Regions from separate parts of the Mus musculus genome. Here region 1 is linked to region 2. Evidence: chromatin contacts called from ENCODE Hi-C or POLR2A ChIA-PET data. All regions are on one chromosome and are shown on one strand. The core of a region is the stretch at or near the end of the contact, and the rest is flanking DNA. Distances in the headings are between cores, read along the strand shown. Region 1 holds the start of Six5 (sine oculis-related homeobox 5). Region 2 holds the start of Ccdc61 (coiled-coil domain containing 61).

The links. A loop is a pair of places that touch in the nucleus more often than their neighbours do. ChIA-PET counts read pairs that join two places held with the same protein, here RNA polymerase II (POLR2A).
Region 1: a map of regulatory T cell shows a loop between it and region 2 (3-fold over the local background). The contact joins the promoter of Six5 here to the promoter of Ccdc61 in region 2. A Hi-C loop is called at or near these places in 1 of 37 maps with a recorded cell type or tissue (regulatory T cell). POLR2A ChIA-PET finds 5 or more read pairs at or near these places in 1 of 5 experiments (embryonic stem cell).

What each region holds. Positions count from the first base shown.
Region 1 is chr7:19,090,043-19,096,261 of GRCm38, forward strand. Six5 (sine oculis-related homeobox 5) reads left to right here and starts at 4,502. Exons shown (of 3, transcript NM_011383.1): 1 at 4,502-5,376; 2 at 6,190-6,219. The coding sequence starts at 4,595. Dmpk (dystrophia myotonica-protein kinase) reads left to right here. Exons shown (of 15, transcript NM_001379257.1): 10 at 887-998; 11 at 1,639-1,802; 12 at 1,897-1,994; 13 at 2,166-2,212; 14 at 2,505-2,590; 15 at 2,908-3,779. The coding sequence ends at 3,067.
Region 2 is chr7:18,906,500-18,912,892 of GRCm38, forward strand. It overlaps Ccdc61 (coiled-coil domain containing 61), which reads right to left and starts at 3,905. Exons shown (of 14, transcript NM_001033314.3): 1 at 3,634-3,905.

The sequences.
Region 1 (6,219 bases), core at 3,252-5,751, 180 kb after region 2:
AACCTGAAGTGTGACAGTTTATTTTAAGAACACAATTGGAGCACATAACAATAATACAACTTTTCAGTTTTAAAAAGTTTTCTGTCTTGTTTTTTGAGGCAGGAGCTCCTTAATATAGTCTAAGCCGCCCTGCGAGTGCTGTGATTGATGGGCATGTACCACCATGCCTAGTCAATAAAGCCTTTAAAAAGCATCCGTTATGCTGGCTGTGGTGCCACAAACCTGTAATCCCAGCACTTAGAAGGTAGAGGCAAGATTATCAGAAATTCAAGGCCATCCTGGGCTATACAGTAATCTAAGGCTAGCCTGGTCTACAAGAGACTCTGTCTAAAGAAACAAAAGATAAATAGCACCCACTATTGCTAGGCAATATAACCCTATAACCCCACCATTGAGGAGGCTGAGGCTGGAGCATCACTGCAAATTTGAGGCCAGGATGGTCAACAAATAAGTCCCAGAGCTGGCATAGAGGAACTCTGTCTCAACAATAAAGAGAACTTATCTAGCATTTATGAGGGTAAATAAAAATTTACCATTGCCACAAAAAATGTAAATGAAGAGACTGCTTTTAGGAGTGAACTGGGAAGCAGGGAACACTTAGAGGATGCTCACTCACACAGGTATCCACCATCAGGCATGCCTCAGGCCTGCACAGGGAAGGACAACTTGTTTCATGATTTGCAAGCAGCATCCCATGCTCCTTAGAGCGGGTTGGGCCCAGCCCACCCTCTGTGGAGTTATCGCTCAGCCAGGCAGCAAGGCAGCCAAGGTGCTGAGGCCCTGGCAGTCTGCTCTCTTCTCTGCTCTGAACCTCCTTTAGCTTTAGCCTAGGAGCCTGGCCTGGTGCCCACAGGCTAGGGAGTCCCTAGCCTCTTCCTCTTCTCAGAGACAATCAGGTCCCGGACCCCACCCCTATGGAACTAGAGGCCCTGCAGTTGCCTGTGTCAGACTTGCAAGGGCTTGACTTGCAGCCCCCAGTGTCCCCACCGGATCAAGTGGTGAGTAGACTGAGAGGTGGGCAAAGCTTCCTGGGTGGGTGTACCTGCAGTGCCAACTGCCAGGCTGTTAATTCAGTAGGACACTGTCCCCAACTGGCCCAACTGCACATCCTGTAGTCAGGAGGCACAGGCAGAAAAATCCCAAATTCAAGGCTTGCTCCCGTTATGTAATGAGATCCTGTCTTGGAGTAAAAAACAAAGAAGAGAACTAGGGATAGCTCAGAGGTAGATGCTCTCCTGGCATGGGGGTGGGGTCAGAAAGCAACACCAACCGGGGCCTGGGAGGGAGGGACTGCCAACCACCTGGAGGAGTCTGGGGTAGACTTGGTGAACAAAGTTCAGAGGCCATCAGGTGGGATGCTGGTTTCTTAAAAGCCACAGATAGGTGGGTAGCATTGGAAAGAGGAGTGGGGGGTTGCAGAAAGTGACAAGACACAAACTGGGGAGGCCTAAGGGTAAAGCCAGGGTTGTCTGAAGCACTGTGGAGCTGGGAGGAACACGCTAAACTTCTGACTTCAGCCCTTCAGTTCCCCTGTTGACTACACTGTCCCCAGGGACCCAGGGATGGGGAGAGGTGGACGGGGGAGGGAAGTACGGGACTGATCCAGCTCCAGGTCCCAACTCTGATCCCCACCGACAGGCTGAAGAGGCTGACCTAGTGGCTGTCCCTGCCCCTGTGGCTGAGGCAGAGACCACGGTAACGCTGCAGCAGCTCCAGGAAGCCCTGGAAGAAGAGGTTCTCACCCGGCAGAGCCTGAGCCGCGAGCTGGAGGCCATCCGGACCGCCAACCAGAACTTCTCCAGGTCAGGGTCACAGTGCTGGGGTGAGGGGAGAGGAGAGCAGCAACCCTCGCAGTCTCCTCACCGATAGGTCGGCTCACTCCCCTATCTTTCCCAGCCAACTACAGGAGGCCGAGGTCCGAAACCGAGACCTGGAGGCGCATGTTCGGCAGCTACAGGAACGGATGGAGATGCTGCAGGCCCCAGGAGCCGCAGGCGAGTCCCTCACCTGCTTCCAGCCAAGGGGGCACTGGGTGGAGATGGGGGGCATGTTGGGTGTGTGAACCCTCGGGGCAGGGGAGGAGTCCAGGCTGGGGCACCGCAGCCGCGCCACTGCCTTTCTCCTCCATCCTCCACACTCCATACACCTCTCTCTTCTCCTTCCAGCCATCACGGGGGTCCCCAGTCCCCGGGCCACGGATCCACCTTCCCATGTAAGACCCCTCTCTCCCCTCCCCGATCCCCATCTTAGATATGCTACCCACAGCCCTTCTCCCGTCCACGTTTAGGGTCCATTCTCCTTGGGGGTTCCAGAAGAAAGCTGCCCTTCACTCATCCATTCAGCATGCACTATCTACCAGCTCTCCCTCGTTTCAGGCTTCTCGCCAAATCCTCCCCAAGGGAACTCCCTATACTCCCGTTCTGGCCTCGACTAGATTCCCGCACTGCCTCTCGCCCTGCTGCTGGGCTCCGATCGGGTCACCTGTCCCTTCTCTCTCCAGCTAGATGGCCCCCCGGCCGTGGCTGTGGGCCAGTGCCCGCTGGTGGGGCCAGGCCCCATGCACCGCCGTCACCTGCTGCTCCCTGCCAGGGTATGTCCCACGTCCGCCCACCACGGGCCTCTGCCTAGCTCTGCCCACTGAGTGTCACCACTGCTTGCTGTGCCTCTGTGGAGCTCGGCCCACCGCAGGGAGGGGGGGTATTCGGGCGGCCAATCAACACAGGCTGCTGCTAAGTAGCCAATGACGAGTTCCAACAGGAGCTCTTTCTTGCGAGCAGACCAACTTTAGCTGCGGGCTGTGGGGACCAGAGATGCGCTCAGAGGCCCATCTATGGGTATAGGCTGGGCGGCTCCCAGGAGCCAGTGGGCCCCTGTAGCCTAGTGCTAATCCAACCTTCTCTCCTGCAGATCCCTAGGCCTGGCCTATCCGAGGCGCGTTGCCTGCTCCTGTTCGCCGCTGCTCTGGCTGCTGCCGCCACACTGGGCTGCACTGGGTTGGTGGCCTATACCGGCGGTCTCACCCCAGTCTGGTGTTTCCCGGGAGCCACCTTCGCCCCCTGAACCCTAAGACTCCAAGCCATCTTTCATTTAGGCCTCCTAGGAAGGTCGAGCGACCAGGGAGCGACCCAAAGCGTCTCTGTGCCCATCGCGCCCCCCCCCCCCCCCCACCGCTCCGCTCCACACTTCTGTGAGCCTGGGTCCCCACCCAGCTCCGCTCCTGTGATCCAGGCCTGCCACCTGGCGGCCGGGGAGGGAGGAACAGGGCTCGTGCCCAGCACCCCTGGTTCCTGCAGAGCTGGTAGCCACCGCTGCTGCAGCAGCTGGGCATTCGCCGACCTTGCTTTACTCAGCCCCGACGTGGATGGGCAAACTGCTCAGCTCATCCGATTTCACTTTTTCACTCTCCCAGCCATCAGTTACAAGCCATAAGCATGAGCCCCCTATTTCCAGGGACATCCCATTCCCATAGTGATGGATCAGCAAGACCTCTGCCAGCACACACGGAGTCTTTGGCTTCGGACAGCCTCACTCCTGGGGGTTGCTGCAACTCCTTCCCCGTGTACACGTCTGCACTCTAACAACGGAGCCACAGCTGCACTCCCCCCTCCCCCAAAGCAGTGTGGGTATTTATTGATCTTGTTATCTGACTCACTGACAGACTCCGGGACCCACGTTTTAGATGCATTGAGACTCGACATTCCTCGGTATTTATTGTCTGTCCCCACCTACGACCTCCACTCCCGACCCTTGCGAATAAAATACTTCTGGTCTGCCCTAAATCCCGCGCAATATCTCTGTTGTGGAAAGGAAACCGCCCCGCAGGCCAATGGAGAGTCCAATAGAGACAACCAATGGCTTGAGTGGGAGCTAGAGGGGAGGCAAAGCGCACGAATCAGGTTGAAGGGTGGGGCTTAGGCATCCAGCCAGTAGGAGAGAAGCAACAAGCCACCAGAGACACCACCGCCCCCCACCCTCCCCCCCAGCTGTGACCCAGCTGTGCCACTCAAGTTTGGAAAAAAGTAGGGGGTTGGGCCAGCAGCGGGCACACCATCTTCCCACTGCGCCTGCGCAAGCCACGCGCATCCGCTTTTTGGACCGACACTCCAGAAAAGTTGCTGCAAACTTTCTAGCGCGATTCCCCGCCCCTCCTCCCAGCTAGATCCACCGCCTACCCGCGGGGCCGGGAATTCCGAGGGGCGGAGCACGGCGCGGAGATGGGAAGGGAGGGGGCCCTTCAAGGGACCCGGGAGATGGGAGCGGCTTCGCGCCCTTAACCCTCCGGACGGCCCATTACCTTCTCCGTTGCTCTGATAGGGAAACTGAGGCCCTGAGTCAGAGGCACACAAGGGGGGAAGGCCAAAAGCGCGGCCAGAGACGGAGGGAAAACAAAGAATCCTGACAGCCCGGGAGGGGGGCGGACACACAGGGACAAGGACAGACCCGAGTGCAGAGCTGGGTCTAGTCTTTGGGAGGGGGCCAGAAGACTGCAAGGGGACCGGGGGGGGGGGCGGCGAGGAGGACTGGGCGGAGGAGGGGGCTGGGGAAGCCCGCGGGAGGCGGCAAAGGAGGGAGGAACTTTCCAAAGTTGCCAAACATGGCTACCTCGCCTGCGGAGCCGAGCGCGGGGCCCGCGGCTCGGGGGGAGGCGGCGGCGGCGACCGAGGAGCAGGAGGAGGAAGCGCGCCAGCTTCTGCAGACTCTGCAGGCAGCCGAGGGGGAGGCGGCGGCGGCCGGGGCGGGAGATGCGGCGGCGGCGGCGGACTCTGGGTCCCCGAGTGGCCCGGGGTCTCCCCGGGAGACCGTGACCGAGGTGCCCACTGGCCTTCGCTTCTCGCCCGAACAGGTGGCATGCGTGTGCGAGGCGCTGCTGCAGGCGGGCCACGCCGGCCGCTTGAGCCGCTTCCTGGGCGCGCTGCCCCCGGCCGAGCGCCTACGTGGCAGCGATCCGGTGCTGCGCGCGCGGGCCCTAGTGGCCTTCCAGCGGGGTGAATACGCCGAGCTCTACCAACTTCTCGAGAGCCGCCCTTTCCCCGCCGCCCACCACGCCTTCCTGCAGGACCTCTACCTGCGCGCGCGCTACCACGAGGCCGAGCGGGCCCGTGGCCGTGCGCTGGGCGCTGTGGACAAATACCGGCTGCGCAAGAAGTTCCCTCTGCCCAAGACCATCTGGGATGGCGAGGAGACCGTCTATTGCTTCAAGGAGCGCTCGCGAGCGGCGCTCAAGGCCTGCTACCGCGGCAACCGCTATCCCACGCCTGACGAGAAGCGCCGCCTGGCCACGCTCACCGGCCTCTCGCTTACACAGGTCAGCAACTGGTTCAAGAACCGGCGACAGCGCGACCGCACTGGGACCGGCGGTGGAGCGCCTTGCAAAAGGTGAGGGGGGAACCGACCCTCCTTCCTCGGTGGCCGCTGGAGTCTGCGCAAGTGACCCTTCACATCCCTCTTCGGTGGCGTCGGCGAGTGCATAGGCTGAGCGTGGAGAGACCAGGCACACCCTGGGTTCTCTGGGCATCACTGCCTCAGGGGCAGAGGTTGTTCCAGCTACTTCTAAGCTGGGAACGCAGTGCCAGGAATGGGGGGGGGGGCGGGGGCGGGACGGGCAGTGAGAAAAGTGAGGTATCCCTGGAGGAGCGGTAGTAAGGAAGGGAAAGGGGCCTTTGTCTAAGGCACCCAGGGTAGGGACCCGCTTTTGGGGCCTCTGCAACCTGGCCCCTCGGTAACCATTACTTACACCCACCCCCACGCCCCCTCCAGCCCAAACAGCGTGGTCTGTCGCTTGTCTTTGTTGTGAAACGTGAACCTTCTCCGGCTCCGGTTTCCCTGTAACCCAAGCCCTTCCCCTCCCACCTCAGCGCCAGGCCTCTAGCTCTGGTCTCTGACGCCGTGGGGGTGGGGGGTGAGGAAGAACTGGAGTAAAAGCTGCTGCCTCACTCCGCAGCCACGCGCCTGCCGACCCAGGGGACTTGGGGCAGTCTGGGTGCTCGGCTGCAGGCCAAGGCGACTGGAAAACTTTCCTCCAGCTTAGCATACCCGCCGCGCTGTCAACCCCAGCAGGCTTGTAGAGACCCTGGGATTTGGGTGGGTTCTTTGAAGGGCTAAAATAGTTAATCGGAGCTTGGGTTGCCTCTGCCCCTAGGGCGATGAAACCTTCAAACCTAAAAAAGACGTAACCCTTTTTCCTTCCAGCGAGTCTGATGGGAACCCCACTACGGAGGA
Region 2 (6,393 bases), core at 2,655-5,154:
AAGCCCTTTAAGCCACTGAACATGGTTTCTCTGCCTTCTGCTAAAGTCAAGGGTAGGACACCCCACAATGGAGACCATTACAGTGTACCCTGCAGCTCCCCAGCACACTCAGGGAGTCCCCAAAACATACTTCCCAACTCAGTGTCCTCATCCTAATTCTGCTGCTCTGGTGGCACTGACTCGGGCTTTGACCTGAGCATGGCTTATGCTTACGGTCAGTGCTGCAGGCTGGGAACTCACAGGTTTATCACAGATCCTCATTCACGTCCCAGTCTGCCATAGGTAAGGTGCTTGCCATTTTATGGTAAGTGAAGTGAAGATAAAGCCAGGCCTGGGGTCAAAAGCCTGTTAGCAACAAGCTGGAATGTAGACTCAAAAGTCTAAGACCAACATGGGCAACAGTGAGGTCAAGGCCACTCTGGGTAACTTAGTGAGACTCGGTCTCAAAAGAGAGGGTTATGGGCTGGTGAGATGGCTCAGCGATTAAGAGTGCCGACTGCTTCCAAAGGTCCGGAGTTCAAATCCCAGCAACCACATGGTGGCTCACACCATCTGTAATGAAATCTGATGCCCTCTTCTGGAGTATCTGAAGACAGCTACAGTGTACTTACATTAAATAAATAAATAAATAAATAAATAAATAAATAAAATATTAAAAAAAAAGAGAGAGGTTATAGATGTAGCTTAGTAGTAGGGGCTTACCTAGCATGTGTGAGGCCCTGGGTTAAATACCAGTTACTGGGGAAGGGGTGGTGTATATATATACATACATACACACACATACACACACACACACACACACACACACACACACAACATTTGGGACAAGAGCACTAACATTGTACACTGTCGTGAGCACTGAGTTAGTCAATGTGTAGGTGTCTGGCACTCCCCCTTAACACCCACTCTTAGCTGACAGTCCAGAGGCCAGCCACAAAAACCTTATTCCCAAAGCCTGCAAGCATGGCTTGGCAGAAGACAGCTGACTTGCCTAGAATCCACAAGTAAGAGACGAGGGCCATGGCTCAGCCATACAGCACTTCACCGTCCCTTGAGATGTAAATAAATAAAAACAACCTCTCCTAATTGTCACTCTTCCTACCTCTCAGTACCTTGGCCTGGCATAGATCTGCTTGCAAACCTACAGAGGAATGCCAAGATAATGTCTTGGCACTAGGAAGACCTGCAAGGTCATTCCTGACACTCTCCAGTCTCAGCTTCGAGATTCCAGGTGGCACTACAATGTGTCCAGTTTATTGCTGCAGTCGACTCCATTCCCAGGAAGGAGCCCCTCCCAGCTCGCTATTCCACCTTCCACCATGGAGAGGCCAGAGGAAGGGCAGTTAACTCTAGCATAGTAACTTTCTACACCTATGTGTTCTTCAGGAGCCCAACACTAGTAGAGAGATCTGAGCAGTCCAAGGAGTAAACGAAGGATCTGGTGGCTCTGAAAGAGACAAAGCCAAGTGACTAAACAAGCAGCCAGCAAGGCCTCATGCAGCCCCCATCTGGACTGAGACCTTTGGCGAGAGTGGGGAAATCACTCAGACATCTGTGGGAAGGGGAGACAGCAGTATAAAGCATGTGTTTGCTACGTTTAAAAGACACCGAGACCTTCGAGGTCCCAATAACGCAAGCAAGGCGTTTCCAAAGGTGTGTGGTTGTGGAGAGGAAGGAGGACAGAGCTCTAAGTATCTGGAGATCCTGTGAGCAGGCGAGGCCTAGGGAAGAGCGGGTGGGATGCAGGCGGGGTTAACAGAGGAACACAGGATTTGGCTTTTTTGCTTGCTTGCAGAGGGATCTCATGGAACCCAGGCTCAGCTTGGACCCCTAACCCTTCCGTCTCCACCTCCCACCTCTGGGATTACAGCTGCTCATCACCACGCCTGCTCTCACTGAGCTAGGGAGCAAAGCCAGAGCTTGAAGCAAGCTAAGCAAACACTCTCCCAACTGTACAAGATCCCTTGCTATCCATCCTCACCCTAACTTGTTTGAGAGTCTCACCGTGTGTGTGTGTGTGTGTGTGTGTGTGTGTGTGTGTGTACACAATCTTTTTAAATGGGAGAGAAAGGAAGTAGTGATGAAAAGCCAACTCCTAAGTACCTGAGAGGAAGGGCCTGCCAGGCTGAATAGGGATACCAAAGAATCATTTGGGGGCAACTGCATGTCAGCTGGACTTCCAAGCAAAGAAGAGCTGGCCTTTGGATAGAGCATGGAGTTCAGAGATGGATACGGGAAAGAGACATCTGGGTAAACAGAGTGAGGGAAGTGGTATAGAAAAAGTGATTGCCCAGAACATGAAATTCGGGTATGAAAGGATTAAAGAACTCGCCCAAAGCCACAATGATTTCCATAGTGGGTCCCAGAGTCAGTGCCAGGGCCCAAACTTGGGCAAACAGATACCAAAGCTCACACTCTCTTCTCTAGGTTTGTTTTGAGACAAGGTCTCCCTCTTTAGGTAAAACGAGCCCCAAGCTCATCCTGTGACCCAGACTGATCTCAAACTGCCAGTCCTTCGCCTCAGCTGCCCAGTCCTGGGATTACAAAGGTGTGCCACTGTAGGATGCGTTATGACACTTCAGGGTTCATTCAGAGGGGCTGTCCAGACGACTCAATGGGTAAAGCTTCCTGCTGTGTAAACCCAAAGAGCGGAGCTTGACCCCTAGAATCCACAGAAAGGTGGAAGGAGAGAACCAACCCAGTGTTGTTGTCCGACCTCCACAGCCACAGCCATATAGCTGGTCCTTGCTACTTTGTGGGTTCTTTCCCCCAGGCTTTATCTCCCATTTTCACCCCCTAAATACTAGATAGGAGAGAAAACAAGGATAGAGGGGAAGAGAGGAATTAGGAAAACCCCTGAATCTAATTTCTTTCCTTTTGTTTCTTCTTCGACCGTGACTACTAACAAACCACAACCAACCTTCCTAAATGACCAACAACCCTGCACACATGCACATACACATACAGGCACACATGCTTCTTGGGGGCCCTAACATTTATATGCTCTCTAAAATGTTCCCAAAATTCCAAATGTCACACAATCGAAAAAAAAATTATCTGCAGCTGGCAAAAACACACTTCTGCTAGAGCAAGCGGCAAATCATAGTAAGCTGAGAACTGTCCAAAACAGGTACACCTGGGATTAAAATGAAAACATATTCTTATAATATTTCTGTGTTTTTTAAAGGAACCAAAATTCCAAAGCTGTCACTACACACCCATCCTGTGATATGAATCCCCCTCCCATCACACACTTGTGTGAACACACAATAATTTCTATGCGTTCAAGGAAAAAAGGCGAGACACTGTCTCAAAAACAAAACATAAGACTCGTTCCCGACCTCGGCAGCAGTGGTAGAACTATTGACTAACATTTCAAAGTTTGTCATCTAGCACTGCAAAGAAAGCGAGAATTAAAAGTGATTTCACGACAAATAACTTGCTCAGAGCCTGCACACAGTAAACGCCTCTGGTCCGTAGGGTAGGAACACACCCTCAACCCTGGAACCTCAACCCTGCCTTGTCTTCACCTGCCTCCATCCTCCAAACCAACTCAAGTTCAGAACCTACGGCATCTCGAGGACACCCCCTCCGCACCTCGTGGGGTGTAATATATATAAAATAAAACTCTACCTTACAAGCTCTAGTGCAGTATTCGGTAAGGGTTCTCTAAGTTCTAGCCGCGTATCTCGCGAGCGACAACATGATGCATTAAAGACCCCGTGAAATCTCCAGCTTGCATAGGTTCTGGCGTCCACCTGCGTGAAAGAATCGGTGCTCTGGGGACTCCCCACTGCCCGCGCCTGCAGCCCGCGCCTGGAGCCCGCGCCCACACCCGCGTACTCGCTCTTCACCTCCACGGACTCGATCTTCACGAGCGGTTCAACCGCCGAAGTTTCAGCTCCGCCCACATCCGGCCTTCTCACTTCTGATTGGTCTGATCTTACAGGCAGCCATGTTTCCATAAGTCAAAAGCGACGCCCGTCACTCTGTCCCGCCCCCATGGGAGAACCCGCCTTCCGAAGTTTACAATTGGTCTATTTGGAAGAGGCGTTACTAACACGTGTGGGGAGACCTCCGAGGTTTACAGTCTGTTTCTAGTGATTATTGGGTAGATATTCTGCCAATCATAAGAAAAAGGTGGTCCCTTGGAGTAGAAGGAGGATCCCGGAAATAGCATTTTTACTCCGCCTACCACACCCACCACCCCCAGCAAGGCAGGCCTCGCCCACAGAGAAGGAAGGGGCTGACTAGAGTGTGGAACTTGCTCAGAGGAAGGTCCGAGCCTTCAAGTCAGGAGGCTTAGAGGATATTCTCAACTGTAAGGACAGCCTAAGTATACCCTGATCGGTTTGCTAGACTTGGCTTTGTCAGTGCATGCATGACAAAACCTCAAGTGGCCCAAGCTAGTCTCCTATGCATCCTTGAACTCCTGATCCTCCTGCCTCCACCTTCCCGGTACTGAGATTACTGGAGTTGTACCACCATGCCTGGCATGGCACTGGCTTCATTAAAGCTCAACACAGCAAAGTAGGAGTTATTTTTTAATAGTTTTAGATTTATTTATTTTATATGTGTGAGTTTTATGCCTGCGTGTATGCCTGTGCACGACGCGTGTGCCTGGTGCCTGCAGAGGTCGGAAGACGGCGTCAGGAGCCTCGGACTGTAGTTACAAATGGTTGTGAAGCACCTTAGGGATGCTGGAAACTGAGCTCCAGGCCCTTTAGAAGAGCAGCCAGTGCTCTTTTTCTTTCTTTTCTTTCTCCCCAACCTCCTGAAGTTGTCTTGAGACATATCTCACGCTATAGCTTTGGCTAGCCTGAATTTCACTACGTAGATCAGGTTGTCCTCGAAGTCACCGAGACCCCCATGCCTCTGCCTCTACCTCCTGAGTTCTGGGATTAAAGGCACATACACCATGGCATCAGGCTAGAGGAGTTTACTTATTTATTAGATGACACTTTGTGTGTGTGTGTGTGTGTGTGTGTGTGTGTGTTAGGGTGCATGTGCCACGACCACAGCATCTGTAACCCTATTCCTAACAAAACAAGAACAGGATACCAAGCTTTCACTAGCCAGCCTGCCTAGCCACTCAGTGAGCTCCTGGTTCAATGAGAGATCCTGTTCTCAAAAATTAAGGTGTGGAGACCTTGAGGAAGATTGCAATATTCACCTCTGATCTGTGCAAGGGCAGACAAAGGCTCAGTGGGAGAGCCCCTGCCTAGAATCCCCCAGTGATGGGCTGGGGGCGTGGCTCAGTGGTAGAACCCCTGCCTAGAATCCCCCAGTGAGGGGCTAGGGTGTGGCTCAGTGGTAGAGCCCCTGCCTAGAATCCCCCAGTGAGGGGCTGGGGGCGTGGCTCAGTGGTAGAGCCCCTGCCTAGAATCCCCCAGTGAGGGGCTGGGGTGTGGCTCAGTGGTAGAGCCCCTGCCTAGAATCCCCCAGTGAAGGGCTGGGGGCATGGCTCAGTGGTAGAGCCCCTGCCTAGAATCCCCCAGTGAGGGGCTGGAGGGTGTGGCTCAGTGGTAGAGAAAGCTGCAAAGAAGATTCTGACCCCAGACTAGATGCCTGGAAGACACAGAAACCAGCCAAGTTGCCTGGAAAGGTTTAGACCACAGTCACTTGGAAAGAACATCCTCCAACATGCTGAGCTGCCTACAGGCTGTTCAGTGTGCTCCAGGATCCCAGCTTTGATGACCTGTCACCCATACTGAAGTGGGCTTTTTCGTGATGTAGCTGTCTTTGAGTCATTTCTGCTCTTATAAGTAACCCTAATTAGATTCATTGTTCACCAAGTTAGACTTTGGTGGTATCGGTACTTAGACCTATCATGGGTTTCCTATCTAGGGTGAGTAGATATGTGTGTTACATTTCCCTAGGAAAAGTTTTCTCACAGAACATATTCACATGCACACAGTTGTGTACTAATACCACATACATACATACATATATACATATACAATATTATTCTTATATTGATGAATATCTTGAATATTGATATGTTATTCTACAGCAATAGAATACTCACATAACCCAGCAATTCTATCCCCAGGTTTGCACCCAAGAAAACTGAAAACAGATGGACAAATATTGATATATGAATGTTCACCACAGCAATATTTATCGCAGCCACAATATGTAAAGAGCCTGAACAGCCATCAAAGGATGAACAAGTGGACAATATGTGATATATCTTTACAATGGAATAGTATTAAGTCATAAAAATAGAATACTGATATATACCTCAGCATGGCTGAATCTTAAAAACATGATGCTATGTGAGTGATGTCACACACAGAAAAGGTCACATGATCTATGAGTCCATTACATGGCATGTCTAGAGCAAGCAAGTCCATAGAGACAATCAGGGGGTTATTGGTGCCAGGTACTACA